Linked DNA regions of Mus musculus: region 2 is linked to region 1. The links are chromatin loops, found by intact Hi-C in ENCODE. Cell type or tissue: left cerebral cortex. All regions are shown on one strand. Each heading gives the region's core, and the rest is flanking DNA. Links, peaks and the distances in the headings are about the cores only. Region 1 overlaps Carmil3 (capping protein regulator and myosin 1 linker 3). Region 2 has its middle 5.4 kb from the start of Gm46455.

The links. A loop is a pair of places that touch in the nucleus more often than their neighbours do. Peaks named below come from ENCODE experiments on the same cell type or tissue, not always from the same donor. Only the 100,000 strongest peaks of a DNase experiment are listed, where the experiment ranks them.
Region 2: a loop joins it to region 1, with 1.9 times the contacts of the local background. A loop is called at or near these places in 2 of 42 quality-filtered maps.

Annotation. Positions count from the first base shown.
Region 1 is chr14:55,493,543-55,501,542 of GRCm38, forward strand. It overlaps Carmil3 (capping protein regulator and myosin 1 linker 3), which reads left to right. Exons shown (of 40, transcript NM_001374104.1): 5 at 1-97; 6 at 286-383; 7 at 637-707; 8 at 806-879; 9 at 1,111-1,186; 10 at 1,263-1,351; 11 at 1,862-1,956; 12 at 2,182-2,268; 13 at 2,439-2,548; 14 at 2,683-2,760; 15 at 3,245-3,321; 16 at 3,399-3,503; 17 at 3,596-3,665; 18 at 4,122-4,203; 11 more. Among named protein-coding and RNA genes, the nearest start is that of Carmil3, 6.5 kb to the left of the region's middle. In left cerebral cortex, for the core only: a CTCF peak has its summit at 3,956 (motif pointing right); a DNase peak (open chromatin) is centred at 3,940; H3K27ac peaks cover 224 bases.
Region 2 is chr14:55,144,050-55,154,560 of GRCm38, forward strand. No RefSeq gene overlaps it. Among named protein-coding and RNA genes, the nearest start is that of Gm46455, 5.4 kb to the right of the region's middle. In left cerebral cortex, for the core only: a CTCF peak has its summit at 4,633 (motif pointing right); DNase peaks (open chromatin) are centred at 3,171, 4,634, 5,227 and 5,960.

The DNA.
Region 1 (8,000 bases), core at 1-8,000:
GTGGCACGGTGAGCATGCGGCTGCCATCCGCCGAGAGTGTGGACCAGGTGACACGGCATGTGAGCTCTGCCCTCTCCAAGGTCTGCCCTGGCCCTGGGTGAGTGGCAGACAAGGGGTCTCCCAAAGGATTAGACTAAAGGTAGATTTCTCCTTCCTGTTGATCTGGTCTCCTGGAACGAGAATGCTTGCTCTCTCTGCTCTTCCCTGGAGACTCAAACACCGTGATGCAGGAAGCACTGAGAGTCTCTTTCCACCTTTCTCTGGGACGACTTATTCATATTCCAGGTGTTTGATCCGGCGTGGAAATGCGGACACCCCAGAGGGACCCCGAGACACATCTCCCAACTCGGAAACTTCCACATCTACCACTCACAGTGTGTGTGGTAAGCAGGGGCAGACATGAAAGCATGGGTCTTGGAGCATCTTGCCCCATATCCAGAACCCTCTGGGCATGGATTTTGCCTGAGGGGCCTTTGCCCGTCCTGAGGACGTCAGCCTCCTGGACCATGAGAGGTTTATGGCATGGAAGGATGCTCAGACATTAGCACATGCAATGACCTTGACTGTACCTTGAAGCCCAAGACGATTTCCCATCCCCCTCACCAACATGGCAGCCACCCATCTCCTGCCCTACAGGTGGCTTCTCTGAGACCTACGCTGCCCTGTGTGACTACAATGGACTCCACTGCCGAGAGGAGGTGCAATGGGTGCGTTGGGCAGGGACTTGGCAGGGATAGGTGGGGTCCTCGGGGAGGGGGTCGGGGAGGGGGTTGAGGCAAATGTGAGCCACTTCCACCTCTCCAAGGATGTGGACACCATCTACCATGCTGAGGATAACCGAGAGTTCAATCTTTTGGATTTCAGCCACTTGGAGAGCCGGTAAGCAGATGGGCAGAAACTTAACCCCCAAATCCCCAGACATGGCTTGTCCCTCTCAGGGTTCCTCCTCTGGTCCTACACACAGCCCTTGCTCTGCCCCTGAACTCCTACCACCTAGCTCACCTCCACCCACCCATCTAGCTTTCCCCAGCCCAGCCATCCCATCCTTAGACTCTTCATTCTTGCCCTGGCCACCGGTTCATCTTTTCTTGTCCTATCGGATATCCCCAGAGATCTGGCCCTCATGGTGGCCGCCCTGGCCTACAACCAGTGGTTCACCAAACTCTACTGCAAAGACTTGAGACTGGTAAGGATGACGGCTGGGGAGGCGGGCAGAGTAGTGTCCTTCTTGGCTCTTGATTGCAGGACCCCTCTGTCCCCAGGGCTCAGAAGTGCTAGAACAGGTGCTACATACCCTCAGCAAGTCGGGGAGCCTCGAAGAGCTGGTGCTGGACAATGCTGGGCTTAAGACGTGAGGCCAGGCTCCTCCGTGGGCAGTTGTACCTTCTTCACTAGAGCCATGGCACATCAGAGCATATGAGGCCCTGGGCTGTTTCATCTAGCTCCGCACTTTACAGCAGAGGCTGGTGCTTAGACAGGCACAAAGCAGGCTCAGATCTCAGCCCCCGATGTCACCACAACTTACTCTCCCCCACAATGCACTTCATGTCCCACCAACGTCCAAGCAGGGTGGGCTGCCCCCATCTTAAGAATCCAAAGTGGGGCTTTACCTCAGCACATCCTGCTGAAGTACAGAATGCCCACGGGTATGGAATGCAGGAGGCAGGCCCACCTTCCAGCTCCCACAGACTCCTGAGTGGAAAAACCACCCTGCTCAGCCCCAAGTTGTTCCTCCACCATGGGGCCCTCTAACATTATAGACCCAGCCCGACGAGCAGATAGGATTTGGGGAGGGGGGCCAGCCAGGGTCTGGAGACTTGGGGCTCAGCTCAGGACAAATCCTTCCTCCCCTTCCCTGAAGGGACTTTGTCCAGAAGCTGGCCGGGGTGTTTGGGGAGAACGGGAGCTGTGTGCTGCATGCGCTCATTCTGTCCCACAACCCCATCGAGGACAAGGGTGAGCCCCAGCCCTGAATCCTATCCCCACTGCACTGCGGACCCTTACCCCAGCCCAGAGCCCAAACCTAGGTCTAAATAGAGCCTTGGCAGCCTGAAGATCGCCCCAAGCCCAAGCACCTCCATCCTTGACCCCAGGCCTACACCCAACTCCAGCCCCTGTCTGACCACTCCACCTCGCCCTCCGCTGGCGGCCATTCGCCAACCTGCTTCCTCCACTCTTCAGGTTTCCTCAGCCTGAGCCAGCAGCTCCTCTGCTTCCCTACGGGCCTCACCAAACTGTGCCTGGCCAAGACTGCCATCTCTCCTCGAGGTACTCACACCAGGACCCCCGGCCTCTGAGATGTTGAGCCCTAGAGGTGTGCCCACACACTTGCACACCGAGGGAAAGGAATCACGCGGGGCTGGGGGGGAGGGGGAGGGGGCGATCGTCGTGGGTGAAGAGGATGGGGACTAACCCAGCCCAGTGCCTGCTGTGCTCAGGGCTCCAGGCACTGGGCCAGACCTTCGGGGCCAACCCAGCCTTTGCCAGCTCCCTCCGATACCTGGACCTGAGCAAGAACCCAGGGCTGCTTGCCACAGACGAGGCCAATGTGAGTCCATGGAAGGTAGCCTCAAGCACCTACAAAAGCATGCTTGGGATTCGAGGGGAGCCACTCCCCCCATGGCCCCTGGGGGCAGGGAGATGCATCCACGCTTTTCTCTTCCTCTATTGCTTCTTTCTCAGGCCCTCTATAGTTTCCTGGCCCAACCCAACGCCTTGGTACACCTGGACCTTTCAGGGACTGACTGTGCCGTTGACATGGTGAGGAGGGGTTGGTGGTGGAGGGAGCCAGACAGAAAGGGTTGAGAAAAGTCAGGAGGGGGCCTCCCATCTCACCCTCCTTCCCTGAGCACAGACATGGACGGTGATACAAGGGTGACTTCGGGTTCATGCACAGTATAGACCGTATGCACTTCATTCAGATCACAAGGTCATGCTGGCTTTGCCTAAAAATAGACCCTCACTCCATTCCTGGCACAGGGCTCTATGTCTACTAGCAGGAAAGGACATTTCTTTCCCCTAACTTAAGAAAGTGCTCCTTGGAGCCTGCAGCGTCCTGTTTTACAAATACAAACACTGCCTGTGAGTCTCTCCATGTCCCTACATACCCTCCACCCCTACCCTCCGCATCTGAAGAGCAAGGTGGGTTTTAAAAGGCTGAATGGGTGTTCTCAGTGGAGCCTCAGAGAAAGGAATGCCAGGAATGGGGGTCCAAGATCTTAAGAGCCGCTGCGTCTCTCCACAGCTTCTGGGCGCCCTCCTTCATGGCTGCTGCTCTCACCTCACCTACCTCAACCTGGCTCGAAACAGCTGCTCCCACAGGTGGGGGCGACGGGGCCGGGAGGGATGAGGAACCCATGCCCGTAGCCCTCCCCTACTGACTCTCGGGGTCTCCACAGGAAGGGCCGGGAGGCCCCGCCAGCCTTCAAGCAATTCTTCAGCAGCGTCTACACCCTGAGCCATGTCAACCTGTCAGCCACAAGGCTGCCCCTGGAGGCCCTCAGGTTGGGTGGGTGAAGGGTTGGAAGATGCCCAGGGGAGCCGTGGAAGTGTTTGGGGAGGGGTAAATGTGGGCCTACTGACCTTCCCACTACAGGGCACTTCTTCAGGGCCTCTCCCTCAACAGTCACCTCAGTGATCTGCACCTGGACCTTAGCAGCTGTGAGGTGAGCCCCATGTCTCCCCTGTCCCAGCCACCAGACCAGTGTCCCTCAGTCAAGACGGAGCTCTATGCTGCCACTCCGCCACACACACACACACACACACACACACACACACACACACACACACACACAGAGTGGAGAGCAGAAACAGGGAATAGCTCTCTAGACTGACCACACCCCTTTCCCTCTGAAACTGGCCATCCAAGTTCAAGACTCCGGTATCTTTCTGCCCCTAAAGCTTTGGGTGGCTGATACCAGGCTTGCCCAGCAGAGGGCAGGAGCGAGCTGTCTGCAGAGCAGCTGGCTTTTGAGGGAGAGGAAAGGAAACCCCTAGGGGTGGTTACAGTGTAGCAAGGTTTAGAGACAGGGCCTTGAGTGACTAGCACTGTTCCCTAAAGATTAAACACGGTCGTCCATCCTCCCTCTCTGGCCTCTCACCCCCACTCCCTGTCCCTGCAGCTCCGCTCAGCAGGAGCCCAGGCCTTGCAGGAGCAGCTGGGGGCTGTCACCTGTATAGGCAGCCTAGATCTGTCTGATAATGGTGAGTAAGACCGCTCTTTGAGCATAGGGGTGAAGCCCCGAGGAGACTTCTTCTCTTCACCTTGGGCCTCAAGGCCGGGACTCTCCCATCTACTAAACAGGGTTTGACTCAGACCTCCTGACGCTGGTGCCTGCACTTGGCAAGAACAAGTCCCTCAAGCACCTATTCCTAGGAAAGAACTTCAATGTCAAGGCCAAGTGAGCCCTTCCTATGCCCACAGCCCCTGTTCCTGCCATCCACCAGTCCTCTTGGATTACTGGATGACTTCTGGCCACCCTTCTCCTCCTCTAATAGCAAGTCCCTGGTCCCCTCCCCTCCTACTCTGACCCTGACTTCCAACAGGACTTTGGAAGAGATCCTGCATAAGCTGGTGCAGTTGATCCAAGAAGAGGACTGTGTGAGTGACCTAGCCTAGGAGGGACCTGTGGGTGGGTGGTATGGGGACCCACCCTAACCTCCGTTCTCCCACTCAGTCCCTGCAGTCGCTGTCCGTGGCAGACTCCAGGCTGAAGCTTCGCACCAGCATCCTTATCAATGCCCTGGGCAGCAACACGTGCCTGGCCAAGGTGGATCTGAGTGGCAACGGCATGGAGGACATCGGGGCCAAGATGCTGTCGAAGGCGCTGCAGATAAATTCTTCCCTCAGGTGAGGCGCGCATCTCCACCCCTCAACCTAGATCCCTGACCCGCTGACACATACGAGTATTTTCCCTTTGGCCTCTGTGCCCTCCGTTTCTGGAACCATGTCTGAGTCGGCTTCGTTATGGGGGGGGGGGTTGCTCAAAGAAGGTCACACCTCTGGTCTTTACTGAGGACCCAGAGAGAGAGGTGTCGACTGGTATTCACCCTCCCTCAGAACTATACTATGGGATCGGAACAATACGTCTGCCCTGGGCTTCCTGGACATTGCAAGGGCCCTGGAGAGGTGAGTAGATCAGAGCTCTGTCCTGACATAGGCCCCCAGCCTCCCTGTGCTAGGACTGAGATTAAACTACCCTAGGTCCATCCCAGTTCCCTGACCTACAGGATAGCAAGAAGAGGCTTGGGGGCGGGGCTCCCCTCTGTCTCTTTTCCCACCTAACTATATACTACTGTTTCATAGCAACCATACACTGCGCTTCATGTCCTTCCCTGTGAGCGACATCTCTCAAGCTTACCGCAGTGCCCCTGAGCGCACCGAGGATGTGTGGCAGAAGGTGAAGGGTCACGTTTCTTTAAGCAGGGTGAGAGAGCAGGAGGGCGGAGAGGCAGCAGCCCACATCCCCAACCCTGAGCCTTCCCACTCCATCATCTCTAGATCCAGTGGTGCCTGGTGAGGAACAACCACTCCCAGACATGCCCTCAGGAGCAAGCCTTCAGGCTGCAGCAGGGCCTGGTGACCAGCAGCGCCGAGCAAGTAAACACCTCCCTCCCAGGAACAAGGGGCATGCAGGGTACAGACGTGACTTGCTGATGCATAGGCATCGCATGGTGCCCCAGACTGGACCTGAGAAAAGAGATAATCTGATGATGGGCCCTAAATACACGCAGGCAAATAGCAGCCAGGGGGTACAGAGCATTCCAGGGGCTCAACTAGGTATTCAGGAAGGGCATTCCGAGGAGAGAAAGTGGGCCGTACGGAGGTATCACCACCGCCACTATGAGTGTGCAGCTACTATGAGTCCCAAAGGGTCTGACCTGGCACCCCCGACCCTCTTGCCACTGTGCTTCAGATGCTGCAGCGGCTGTGTGGACGAGTGCAGGAGGAGGTGCGGGCCCTGAGACTATGTCCCCTGGAGCCAGTGCAAGATGAGCTGCTCTATGCCCGGGACCTCATCAAGGACGCCAAGAACTCCCGGGCGGTGAGCCCTCCACAGCCCCACCCTTCCCTACAATCTGGAAAGCCAAGAAGGCCACCCAGTTGTACACCAGGAGCATCTAAGCATTGCTCCGTGCATGTGTCCTCGTAGCCTGGGGACCTAGTGGGGCCCGATTCTGACCTCTGAAGAGAACCTCTTCCTTCCCAGCTCTTTCCCAGCCTCTATGAGCTGGGTCACGTGTTGGCCAACGATGGGCCTGTGCGGCAGAGACTAGAGTCGGTAGCCAGTGAGGTATCCAAAGCTGTGGACAAGGAGCTTCAGGCAAGTTCTGGGAGGGGAAGGAGGCCATTGGTGGGAGCCCAGTGTTGACTAAAACAGAAGTCAGAGCAAAGAGACCAGAGGGCACAAAGGAAATAGAATGGAGACGCCCCCATACTCCTCTGTGCCTGCAACACCTAGAGCCTTAGAATTAGTTTTTCTTCTAGCTGAAGCCTTGGATCCTGACCTCCAACCCCTCCTTCTCAGGGATTCTGATCCTTGGGCTGACTCTCCCCTGTCAGGATGGTAGGGTGGAAGGGCACTGATCGAGGCAGAGAACCCTGGCTATCCAAGGCTCTGACACTAATGGTTGTGTGACTTAGTCAGGTCCCTCCATCTCACCACGGGGAGCTAGATAGATGGGCTAACAACTTCCACTGTGGTGCTAGCGCTGATCTTTCCCCACTTGGGACTCCTTCTTCCTCATCAGGTGATTCTGGAATCCATGGTCAGCCTAACACAGGAACTGTGCCCTGTGGCCATGCGGGTGGCAGAAGGACACAACAAGATGCTGAGCAACGTGGCAGAACGTGTCACTGTGCCCCGGAACTTCATCCGCGGAGCGCTGCTGGAGCAGGCGGGACAGGACATTCAGAACAAGCTGGAGTGAGAGCCGGGCATGGGGTGGAGGAGGCTGGATTTGACCCAGAGCACTTAGGGAGTTTGGAGCTATCAGCGATGAATAATGAATGGAGAGCCTTCCATTATAAGGGATAAATCTTTAACTATTGCAGTCATGCTATTTAGGGTCTGACTCGTTCTTGCCCTAGAAATCTGGGAGCTGAGATGGAGTCCAAGAGGTCAGGGTGGCCCATAGATAGGTATATACTTCTAGATACTACACATATACCAGGAATCACCTCCTGAAAACAGGACACAGCCTCCTCAGAGACATAGACAAAGGAAAGTATGTAGATCAGGAGTATGAACATGCCCCCTTCTTCCTGATCTTCGTTAGACCCCCTTCATTTCATTTGGATGTAGGTGCTACCACTGACTAAAGCGAGGGAGAGTTAGTGTACGCATTGTGAAACAGCCAACTCACGGCTTACGTAGCACCCAGTTCACCTAGCTCTGTGCTGCTGGTGCTCCTGACATGGAACCTCCTCGTTCCTTCTCCTCCTTCAGTTCCTCTTTGCCCATACACACCTAGGCTGAAAGGTGTGTCTGCTGAAATGATCACTGTCTGCGTCCTGTACACGTGTCTGTAGAGATATGGGTATCCTGGACCCAAGGTGCTGCCAACGGCAACTATGCTCTCTGTGGGCAGCCCAGCCAGCTGGTCCATTCTCAGGCGTCTGGGGAGAGAAGGGGTGGAAGCCCAGGGGTCAGGCAGGCAGTAGCTGAGCAGCCCCACCTATACCTACAGCGAGGTGAAGCTGTCCGTCGTCACCTACCTGACCAACTCCATAGTGGATGAGATCCTCCAGGAGCTGTATCACTCCCACAAGAGCCTGGTAAACAAGCCGAGCCCAAATGAACTCAGGCCTTCCCTCTGCCCTGCACCCTCCTGCCTCTCTAAGCCCCAGCCCCGCCTCCAGGATCAGGGAAGTCAGCACGTTCCTCCGGGTCCTGATGATGCCTGTCCTTCCTCAGGCCCGGCACCTGACCCAGCTGAGGACACTGTCGGATCCACCCGGAGGGGCAAGCCAAGGGCAGGATCCATCTTCCCGAGGCAGA
Region 2 (10,511 bases), core at 1,452-9,451, 350 kb before region 1:
GGAAGAGCAACACTAAATGGACTCATGTATATATGTGTACATATATATGGAGAGGGGGTGGAAAAGATACTAAATGCAGTACTCATGTACCAAAATCTCAAAATACTTAAATAAAAAGTATTCAGATAAAAAAAAAGAAAAAAAAAGTATTCAGATAAGAGAAGAGGTTATGAGTAGTCCATGATGATATTCCGAGGCTACGAGAAAACGCTCAGTCCCTATGCATGAAGCAGAAGAGAAGAGAGAGCAATGTAGGTTTCATGCTTGCAGCTGTGCCCTGAATTTGACAAGTGACTGCATCCTTGCAAAGTGGCATTGAGCTGCTCCAAATCCCATTCACGGACTGCATTCAGCACCATGAGGAATGAGGGAGTCCGAGCTTTGTCACTCTTGAGTCGCTGTGGGCTCCTCCAGCTGAGGCAGGGAGATAACTTATCTGGGGAGATGTTCCAGTAACTATTTCACTCTTAGCTTGAAAGCTGACAATTTTTGGCTTTCAAAGAGTGTATCATTTCTACATTCGCGATAGCTGATTCAGTTTTCTCTAAAATCTCAATGACTGCCTCAAAATGATGCTGTCACTTGCCCAGACCTATATTCAGTATACTCTGCTGTGTAAGGCATGATAGCACTCACTGCTAATATCCACATAATGGAGGCAAGGAGAGCTCATATCTTTGCTTTTTATTTATTTAGTTTTGCAGTTTCTTCGGAGGATATCCCTCCATTCTTCTAGTCAGAGAACTCTCTGGAATGCCCGTCTCATTTTTTTCTCAGTTTACTCAGACATAGTGATTCCGCTGTGGACGAGAAGCAGCAGCTGAACATCTTTCTTAAGTCACTAAGGGTTTAACTTTTCAGAGAGTACAAGACTGTGCATGCCTGGTTCTAAATGGGATGTCTGTATCACCCCCACTCCCACGGCTCATTCCAGAAGAGAGAGGGCAGAAAATCTTCTAAGAGCCAGAGAGAGTGAATATTCATGGTGAAAGAGCATTTGCTGGACATGTCATTGTGTCTGCAGGCACCAATTATAGCAACCGAGACTTGTGCCTAAGACCTGTTTGGTTAGGATCAAGACAGCCCAAATCCCAGCATGGGGAGGGGAGGGCTCATGAGGTCTCACTTTATCTGAGGAGTTATTGGCAAATGATGGCTTCTGAGGTAGGGGAGTCGGTGTTCTTCAGGCATGTGGCCCTTAAGGGGCTGCCCATGCTCCAGTAGCTGCTCATAATACATGTATAGACGGCCCTAAGTAGACTCAGTGAGAAAAAAAAGAGCATGTAAAGTTGGAAGGAAAAGTGGTAGAGGAGAGGAAATGAGGGTAGATTTGATTAAAACACATTATATGCATTTATGAAATTCTCAGACAATAAAATAAAACTGAAAACAATTGCACAAGAGAAAGTGTGTTTATTTTCCCCTCAGTACTAGGGTTGAACACAGACAGATTCCTGCACACTTAGGCAAGTGCTGAGCTATCCCCACTCTCCTCCTTTAAATTTCACTGGGACACTAAGTCTCTGGTTTTCCCAGGCTGGCCTTGAACTCACCATGTAGACCAGGCAGACATTGAACTTAGAATTACCCTAACTCAGCCTCCCAAGTAGCTAGGATTGCAGGCACATGTTATGCCTGATTTAAAGTGCTAACTTCGCTGAGACCCCAGACCAACCAAGCCCGGTTTTTCTGTAAGCTTGTTTGTCCGTCTTTTCCTTATTCCCTCACTTACTGGTCAGGTCCATGGCCCTAGAGGGGCTATGCGTGGACTTGGCACAGCAACATGCTAGGCATGAAGGCCATGCTCATAATCCAAGCACTCAGGAGGAAGAGACAGGAAGATTGTCAGTTCAAGGCCAGCTTGGGCTACATAGTAAAACCCTGCCTCAAAAGTTCTTTACTCTTTTCTGAACAGAGTACACAGTTTATAAGCTGGACTTTTTTTTTTCTTCAGATCAGTTAATAAGTGTCACCACTGTTTACTAGAAAACTATCATCAGGAGTGTGTGTAAAATATGGCGGTTGCTATATGAGGCTGGCAAGATGGCTTAGTGGAAATCGATATCTACTAAATGATGGAGAGGGAGGATCAGTCTTACTCTGTAGCCTGAGTTTACCTCCAAAGGTGTTTGGGTCTATTTCTGAAATTTTGCTTTTATGACTTCAGTTGTTCACGCATCAATGCAACAATGTTTTAATTATGGCTGCTTTATTCAAAGCCCTTTATATTCTAGGGTTTTTCTGTTATCTCTTGAATGGCTTTATTATTCTCGAGGCTCCTGGTTTAGTTGCCCATTGCTCCACAACAAAAGAGCCTGCAACCCTCAAGCTAGAGAACACATTGGCTCTGACCTGCTGGTTCCAGCTCAGTGCTCTCATGAGGTTGTGGTCAAGCTACCATCTGGGCTGCAGTTGTCTTCACTAGACCAGGGCTCAAAGATTAGCTGCCAAGCTGGCTCACTGAGTAGATGGCTGCAAAACTCAGGTCTTTGCTTCCTGGACCTTGTCATGGGTGACTCTCAATGTGTTAGATAGGACTGAGCCAATACGGAGACAGGAGGGCAGGGAGGGCCCAAGATGGCACTCAGCTTTTTGTCCTAATCACTCAGAGGCAAGACTGGTTTTTTGCCAGTTGGTCTGAAGTCAGTGGAGAACACACAGGGTGAGGATGCTGGGCAGCTGCGGTCATGGGGCCATCTAAGAAGCTGGTGTTCCGGGTCTAGCTTGTTTCCCTTTTCACTTGATTTACAGTCCTGGGGTCTCATATCGTCTTGAAAGCCATCAATGCCCCAATTGCTGTCCTCATCACTGAGTGGTCCTCCTGAGCACACACCTCAAGGCACAGTGCTTTCTCCGTTGACCTCACCATGTGGCTTTTCTCGTTGCTCTCAGACGGACCGGGCCCCACGCTCATACCATTCTGCACGTCATTTATCAGAATCGTCCAATCAATGGCAAACCTAATTGTACTAATTTTGAAACTCAGTGGGGAAATGCTCACCCAGGCTCTGCCTTCCTCATTTTGGTGTTTTCAGTACTCAGCATAGTTCCGGGCTTGACGTATGTTTTCCCTAGGACAGCCTGAGCGATTCATGGGTACCAGGAACTCCAGCTATTGATTTGGTTAGTTCCAGAGGTCTGACCTGGGAAAGAGGAGCCAATTCAGTGGCTTTGCAGCTGCGGCCTGTGGCCTCTTTCTGGTGCTGGCAGAAATGACTCTGCAGCCTTGTGGCCAGCTCTGCCTCTCCAGCCAGCTGAGCCCAGAGCTGTCTTCCCGCCCATCTTGGCTTGCCCTGTTTGGGGCCTGGAGCCTGCCTGAGTTCTGAGTCTGTTTCTGATATGACAGTTTATCAGGGGGGAGAGTCCTTGGGAGGGAGGTGTGGGGGCTCCATCTACTTGTTGACAGGTCTGCCCTTCCCCCAGCTTCTGCCCTCCCCAACTTGGGTGAGGCCCTTCCCCACATTCCTGAATTATGGGACTGTAAATTCCACCCGTATTGGAGTTTATTCAGATAGAATCGGCAGTCCCAGGAAATCAGCTCTGTGACAGCTCGTGAGGTCAACCCAACACATTCACAGCCCAAGGTTGGAATGATGTGGTCTGGGACAAGGCCTCATGGCTATACCAGGGCAAACGACTCTTGGAGCGGAGTCTTCATGCCTTTTCACTTCATGTCCCATCGCTTTCTCTCTGGACTTGTCTGCAGCTGTCTGTTGCTGTTGGTCGGTCACGGAAACCCTCAGGATCACCCAAGTCACCTCGGCTTTTGGAGGAGCAGAGGAGCTGAGAGGGGATGACAGGAGCCCAGCAGCATCCTTAAGCTCTCCGCTGACTGTCAGCATTTTAAGCATTGTGTGCTTCTCATTTTCTCCTTGAGTTTTTTTTTTCTCCCTCCTGCCTGCCTTCCTCATTTCCGCCCCACTTTTCTCTCTTTACTTCCTTGCCTCTTCAGGACTAAACATTGAGCCCAGGACCTCACATATGCTAGGCAAGTGTTCTACTTCTAGTTTATAATCCCAGCCTCTTTTTTAATGTTTATTTTGTGACATTGTCTCCATAAGTTGCTCAGGCTGGCCTTGAGTTCACGATCCTCTCACCTCAGCCTCCTGAGTAGCTAAGGTTACGGGCCTGCACTACGAGGATCGACTTTCTCCCCTAATCTTTCTTTTCTTTTTCTTTGCCCTCTCTTTTTGCTTTGGACCTAGCATTGAAGGTCGTTGGCCTCTGATTTGGGGCTGGTTTGAAAGTATGTCCATTTGGCTTCTGCACTCTCAAATCTATGCATCTGAATTAATCAACTTGGACAGGCTTAGAGACCACTGCAAAGGGGATGGATCTGCTGTCAGCTCGGCTCCTTCAGACTGCCTTGGAATAAAGTGTGACTCTGGGGGCCAGTGAGTGAGGGCTCTCTTGCTCCCTCTCTCTCTGGGTGAAAGGCACACGGCATGTAAGGAGAACCAAGCATAGACAAGGCTCACCTCCTCTCTGCAGTCTGTTTGCTTGCACCAGGCTAGAGCTGTTTTTCTAGTCAGTGGGCTAGCTTCTCTGTAATACCATCAGGCAAGCTCAGACCAGCAGGCCAAAGGAAATTTCCTGAAACAGGGCGGCTTCTCAGACATGTTATAACGCAGGCATTCCAGCAGGGGGTGCTCTAACACACAAAGTGTGAATCCTTTTTCTCTTGGGTCTAGTGGAGGAGCCTTGATTCTCTGTTCACTTACCCTCACTGTGTGGGGTTAATCTGTGTTGTGGCTTGGGGAGAAGAATCCCCCAGAGGGGTATTAGAATATTTAGAGCCCCGTATTTAGAAAAGGTAGATCAACCAACATCTGAAACCCCCTTAGCCCCTGGAAATATAAGACTTTCAATGTATTTCGTAGAGAAGAGGAAGGGACAGTTCAGAGGGGAAAGGAGGAAAACTGAGGGGTGGGAGGAGAACAGGGTAGGTCCAGTTTTGGAAATAAAATATCAAAAGAAGCATAATTTGGAAGCCAAGGCTGAGCCTGCCAACGTGAAGAGTTTGGTTGCCTTCATGAGGACGCTAGCTACAGACCAGAATTTAATATAAAATTTCTCTCCATTGCTGGAGCAGCACCCATCTACTTATAATTTATAGATATCAACTCTGAACTCAAGGGAATTGGGTTATGCAAGGGTTGCTAAGGAACAAGAGCAGACGTAGTAGGTAAGGCAGGGGTTGCTTAGTAACCAGGAGTCCCTGGGTGATGGAGTGGCCAGAGTAGGTTTGGAGCTGACAGGAATCATTCACATTGCGGTCTCCTGCAAGCTCCTTCAGTCTCTCGGCCTGGCATTGCTGGAGTTCACCTCTCTTCTGGTTGCCAGTCCCCAGGGGCCCTGGATTAATCCTGTCCCCTACCACTCTCTCCCTGTCTCAGTGGGAAGCTAGTCCTAGATGGAGTACAAGCACATGGGACCCTCATATTGAGAGACACAGGAGCTGCTGGGCTGATGTGGAGCTGGCACAGTTGGATTTGGGTGAAAGAAGACCTTGTAGACAAGCTGCCCATAGTCTTCCAACTCGTTGTGCCTGAGACTCCAAGGCCAGACCCTCCCCCTGCCTCGGTATCTGCACATATCTGTGGGGGCATATCTCTTCCCTCACGAGAGGCCTCCTGGGGCCCTGGGTCTCTATGTGGAGTTACCTGGCTTGGCTGCACGTGATGGACCTGCTTCAGAGAGCTTCACAGCCTGCTTTTTAAGTCACAGGCCCCGTCTCTGCCCTCCAGACACACAGGTGTTCGCACTGTTCCCGACTCCTCTGGATGCTCACACTACATACTCCTTTTCACCATTTCTCTCTGAAGACGAGGGTGTCTGTCCTGGCTAGGGAAGCCATGTCTTCCGAGGGAAAGCTTGGGTTTCCTAAGTCCTACTTCTCGGCAGCTTCCTATGCCTGAATCATTCACATCCTGCGTGAGCCTCTGGACACCGCGGAAGCCGGCAAGCAGGGAGGAAGCTTCCGATTCAGTCCCAGCTCCGTTTCTTTCTATCTTGCAGCAAAGGTGTGGAAGTGTCTTCAGCAGTAGGGGTGTTTTAAATTAACGACGGGGTTTTCCTAGGAGGCACGCTTAGACCAGCTGGCATGGAACTTACTCAGTAGACCAGCCCAGCCTCAAACTCACAGAAATCTGCCCACTTCTGCCTCTCAAGCACTGGGTTTAAAGGCCTGTGTCACCACGCTCAGGCAACAATAAGGTCCTACCATCTAGTTCCTAATGACAACCGAGAGTATTGGCAATAGTCTATAGTGTTTTCGGGGCCTCTGGGGCCTCTCTGACTAACAACTCATAAGGAGATATCCCTGGCACTGAGACATAATCCTAATTAAAAAAAAAAAAAAAAGAAAAAAGAAAAAACTAAAAAAGCCTAAACAAAACGAGGCTATAGACCTCTGGGGATTGTCTGAGTTAGGGTTTTATTGCTCTGAAGAGACACCATGACCAAGGCAAGGTTTATAAAGGACAACATTTAATTGGGGCTGGCTTACAATTTCAGAGGTACAGTCCACTATCATCATGGCAGGAAGCATGGCAGCCTGCAGGCAGACATGGTTCAGGAGAAGGAGATAAAAGTTCTATATTTTGATCTGAAGGCAGCCAGAAGGATACTCTTTTCCATACTGGGCAGATCTTGAGCATAGGACCTCAAAGCCCACCCCTACAGCCATGAACTTCCTCCTCTAAGGCCACACCCACTCCAACAAGGCCATGCCTCCCAATAGTGCCACTTTTTATGAGCCAAGTATATTCAAACTGCCTCTGGGTCCTCATGAGTACTTTTATTTAAACTGACACACAACACCAAACTGCAGTCTAAAGATTCATGTTTATACATACAGACAGTGCCAGTTTCATTCGAGAGAGACTTTTTTCTTTCTTTCTTTTTTCTGTGGAGGGTAGTGAATGCAGAGATCCATTGCAGTTCCACGATGACTGAGTGCTTCCCCCCAAGTGGGTACCGCCCTGTCTAAGGCTCAGGGAATATTGTGGAAGAGAGAATATAAGGAATTTAAGAGCCAGGGAGATAAGTAGGAGAGATATAAAATGGTATCTTTAGAACATGACACAGCCATTGTAAACAGGATCTCACAGCAGCTGTGGTGGCCTGCCCGGTGTCTGCATAGGCTGAGGCTTGTTGACAGCCAGTCATGGGTCACCTGGGGGCTGCTAGGACACCATCCCTGATGATTCTAGCAGAGGGAAAGTCATTGCCCTCAGAGAACCAAACCGTAGACCCAGCAGGCCACAGTGGACAATTCCAAGCCTGTGGACACACAGAGGGTCCTGGTTAAAACCAGCGGGTGACAAAGCAAACAAGGAGTCATGAATGTGGGACAGGGGAGTGTGGTGGGAAGGAGAAAGTGGGAAAAATATAAGGTGGGTGAGAGTAAGGAGAATGCACTGCACACCGGTAAGAAAATGTCAAAGGACAAATTCAGTTCATCAATAAACATGAAAACGATTGCAAACTATCGAAGCGAATTATATATAAAAAGAAGTCCTTCTGGGTGTGGCTGGACATGACTTTAATTCAAGTCAGGTAGATTTCTGTGAGCTCTACATCATGAGTTCCAGGCCAGCCAAAACCACATAGTAAGACCTTATTTAAAAAACAGAAAAACAAGACAAAAAAATAAAACCCACAAAAAAACCCCTCCAAGACCCCTATCATATTTCTGTGGAAGTCCTTGAGACAGTGGCAAGTGGCTTTATCTTTTAACTGAGACGGGGTCATGCTGGTCTTAAACTTGAGATGCTCTGCCGGTCGCAGCCTCTAAGTGTGGGGATCTCGACATGAGCCGACACGCTTGGCTACAGATTTGACCCTGGGAAGGGATGCGGGAAGTTTAGTGTTTGAATCCGTCTTGACCTGCTTGAGTTTTGAAGTTTACCATGAACTTTGAAAACTCTGTTCTTTCAGGTTTCATCCTCCTAACCCTGCCTCTCACTTACCCCAGAAGCACCCCCCCCCCAACCTCTGGAGTAGTCACGGCCACGTGCTTCCTGAGTTCTAACATGTGTTTGCATTATGACATGACAGAATTGCTTTGTCTGTTTGGCAAACTTGTACAATTACATTTGCATTTTGAATTAGGTTTCCTTCACTGGCTATCTTTTCAAGAGATGGGTTTTTTTGTTGTTGTTGTGCAGTATATCTTCTGAGCATTAATTTTTCACCGCTATGTAATATTTCACTGTACACATGTAACAAAACTGACTTATTTCTCTTATCACTAATGAGCACTTGCATCTGTCTTTCCTGCAGGGCTCTGACGGAGAATGTGGCTGTGAAGACACAGGGGTTTGTCACACAAGCACTGCTTCTTTTTGCTGGGCATGATGCAATCCCTTTGCATCCAGAGGTCTATTTTTACCGTCTATAAGTGACGAGCCATTTTCCCAAATGATTGTAGATTTACCCTTTGTCTAGAACTGAATGGGGGTTTCTGTTGTTTTTTACTTTTTGACTACACACAGTTAATTATGATCATTAAGTAGTAGGGTGTGGATAGCACAACACCTCTAATCCTAGCCCTCAGAGGAGGCAGGGGGACCAAGTTGGAAGTTGGGTTAATCAACAAAAAGAGGAAGGTAAGTTCAGGAAATAAGGGCTTTTGGTAGAAAACAAAACAAAACACCCAACAACATTTCTCACAACCTTAAGTTTGAGGTGAGATGTACTTCCTGCCAAGTTCCGTGTTAGACATGGTTGTACAGCCCCGCATCCCCCCCCCCCGCCCCCGCCCTCCGAGAGCCCATAACCCCAAGAGCCCACACCGCAGAGAGCCCACGGCCCCTCTGGCACACCTTGCCAAGTGGGAAGCAAGGAGGCACTAGTGCAATCCTTTTTGTTGTTGCTCAGAACCCTCGCTTGCTTCGTGATGCTCCGTGGTGGGGGAGGGGTCAGAGTGGGCCTGGTGCCCAGTGAAGGAAGCGTCTTGATATCAACTGCCCAGTCTGGGAGGCTGAGGCGGGCTGATTTCTGTGAGTTCTAGGTTAGCCAGAGCTACATAGTTCCTGTCACACAAAATCAATAAGGTTGGCAAGATGGCTTAGCCAACTGGCTGCTCTTAAAGTGGAATGAGGTGGAAAAGACCAATCGTTAGACGCTGATTCATTGATTTATTTAGTGACTTACTTAAAAAGCACTGTTTGCACTGCCTGTTGCCAAGATGACTTCACCCGATACCTGGAACAGAATGACCTGGAGAAATGGCTGAGATCACGGGTCGTTGCCCTTAGCAACCTGCGGACTGCCACGTAAGCATCTGAAAGTCCCACTGGCTCGCCCGGCCTCCTCACCTTGTAGTTTTACAGCAATAAATCAAGAGAACGCAAACGGAGCCGTGACCCAGGCCTTCCTGGAACTGTCCTGTCTTTGGCCCACCCGACATCTCTTTCCTTCTTCCTTCATGGGTGTAGAATGCTTACTTCAGAAATCCCCCCATGACACTCTGCTAGAGGACCCTGGCTTGGGTCCCAGCACCCATGTGGCAGCTCACAACTGTCTGTATCTCCAGTTTTATGGGATCTGGTGCCCTTTTCTTGTCTCCCCAGGCACCAGGCACACAAGTGGTACACAAACATACATGCAGGCAAAGCACCCACACACATAAAAATAAATATGCACTGCCCAGTATCTGGCACCATCAAAGAGCTCAGAGATTGCTGGTGGGGAAAATTTCCTTGGTCTGCTGAGTGTCAGGATGTAGGAGCTGTAATAAGCTTGGGGGCTCTAACAAGTCAGGCTGGCCCACTAACCTTCGGTAAGCCAATTAGACAAAGCAGATGAATAGTGAAAGGCAGAAAAGTAGCTTTATTCAGTGAGGCCACACTAGGGAGAAGAACAAAGAACTCTATTTAGCAAGCTCCCACCAGTCCTTCTTCAGCATCCTACAGGAGGGTAAGGTCCAGGCAGCAGAATTAGAGGGTCAATCCTGTACAGCTCACCCACTACTCTTGTCTCAGTCCAGCCTCTCCTGAAAGGATGTCGGACAAATCTTTCCTGGGAGACCATCTCCTCTTCCAATTGCCCTCAGGCCTTGCCCCTCCATCCCCAGCCTGGGCCATTGGGAGATTCCAATTTTGTGGAGTGTATTGTTTCAACAGTCTGATTGATGAGGGTGAGAGCAGGTATCTCTTGAGTACAGCCCTGGTGCTGTCCAGCAGGCCAGACTGCAGTCTCATACCATTTCCTTTTTTGTTTGTTGTGGTTCTTAGATGTCTTACCACTGAGTTGTAGCCCCAGGTTTCCTGCCTTCAGAGCCCACCTCCCATCCCTGACTTAATTTTGAGACAGTGCCTTACTAAATTACCCATGCCAGCTGTGAACTCGTAGTCCTCCTGCCTTGGCCACCCCAGTAGCTCAGGCTACAGGTTTGCACCACCTGACCCATTGGATCACAGACTGTTTATTGGTGTGGATCATCACTCACAGTGCTGGCTTTTGCAAAGGTATTTTCTTTTCTTTTTTTTTTTTTTAAAGATTTA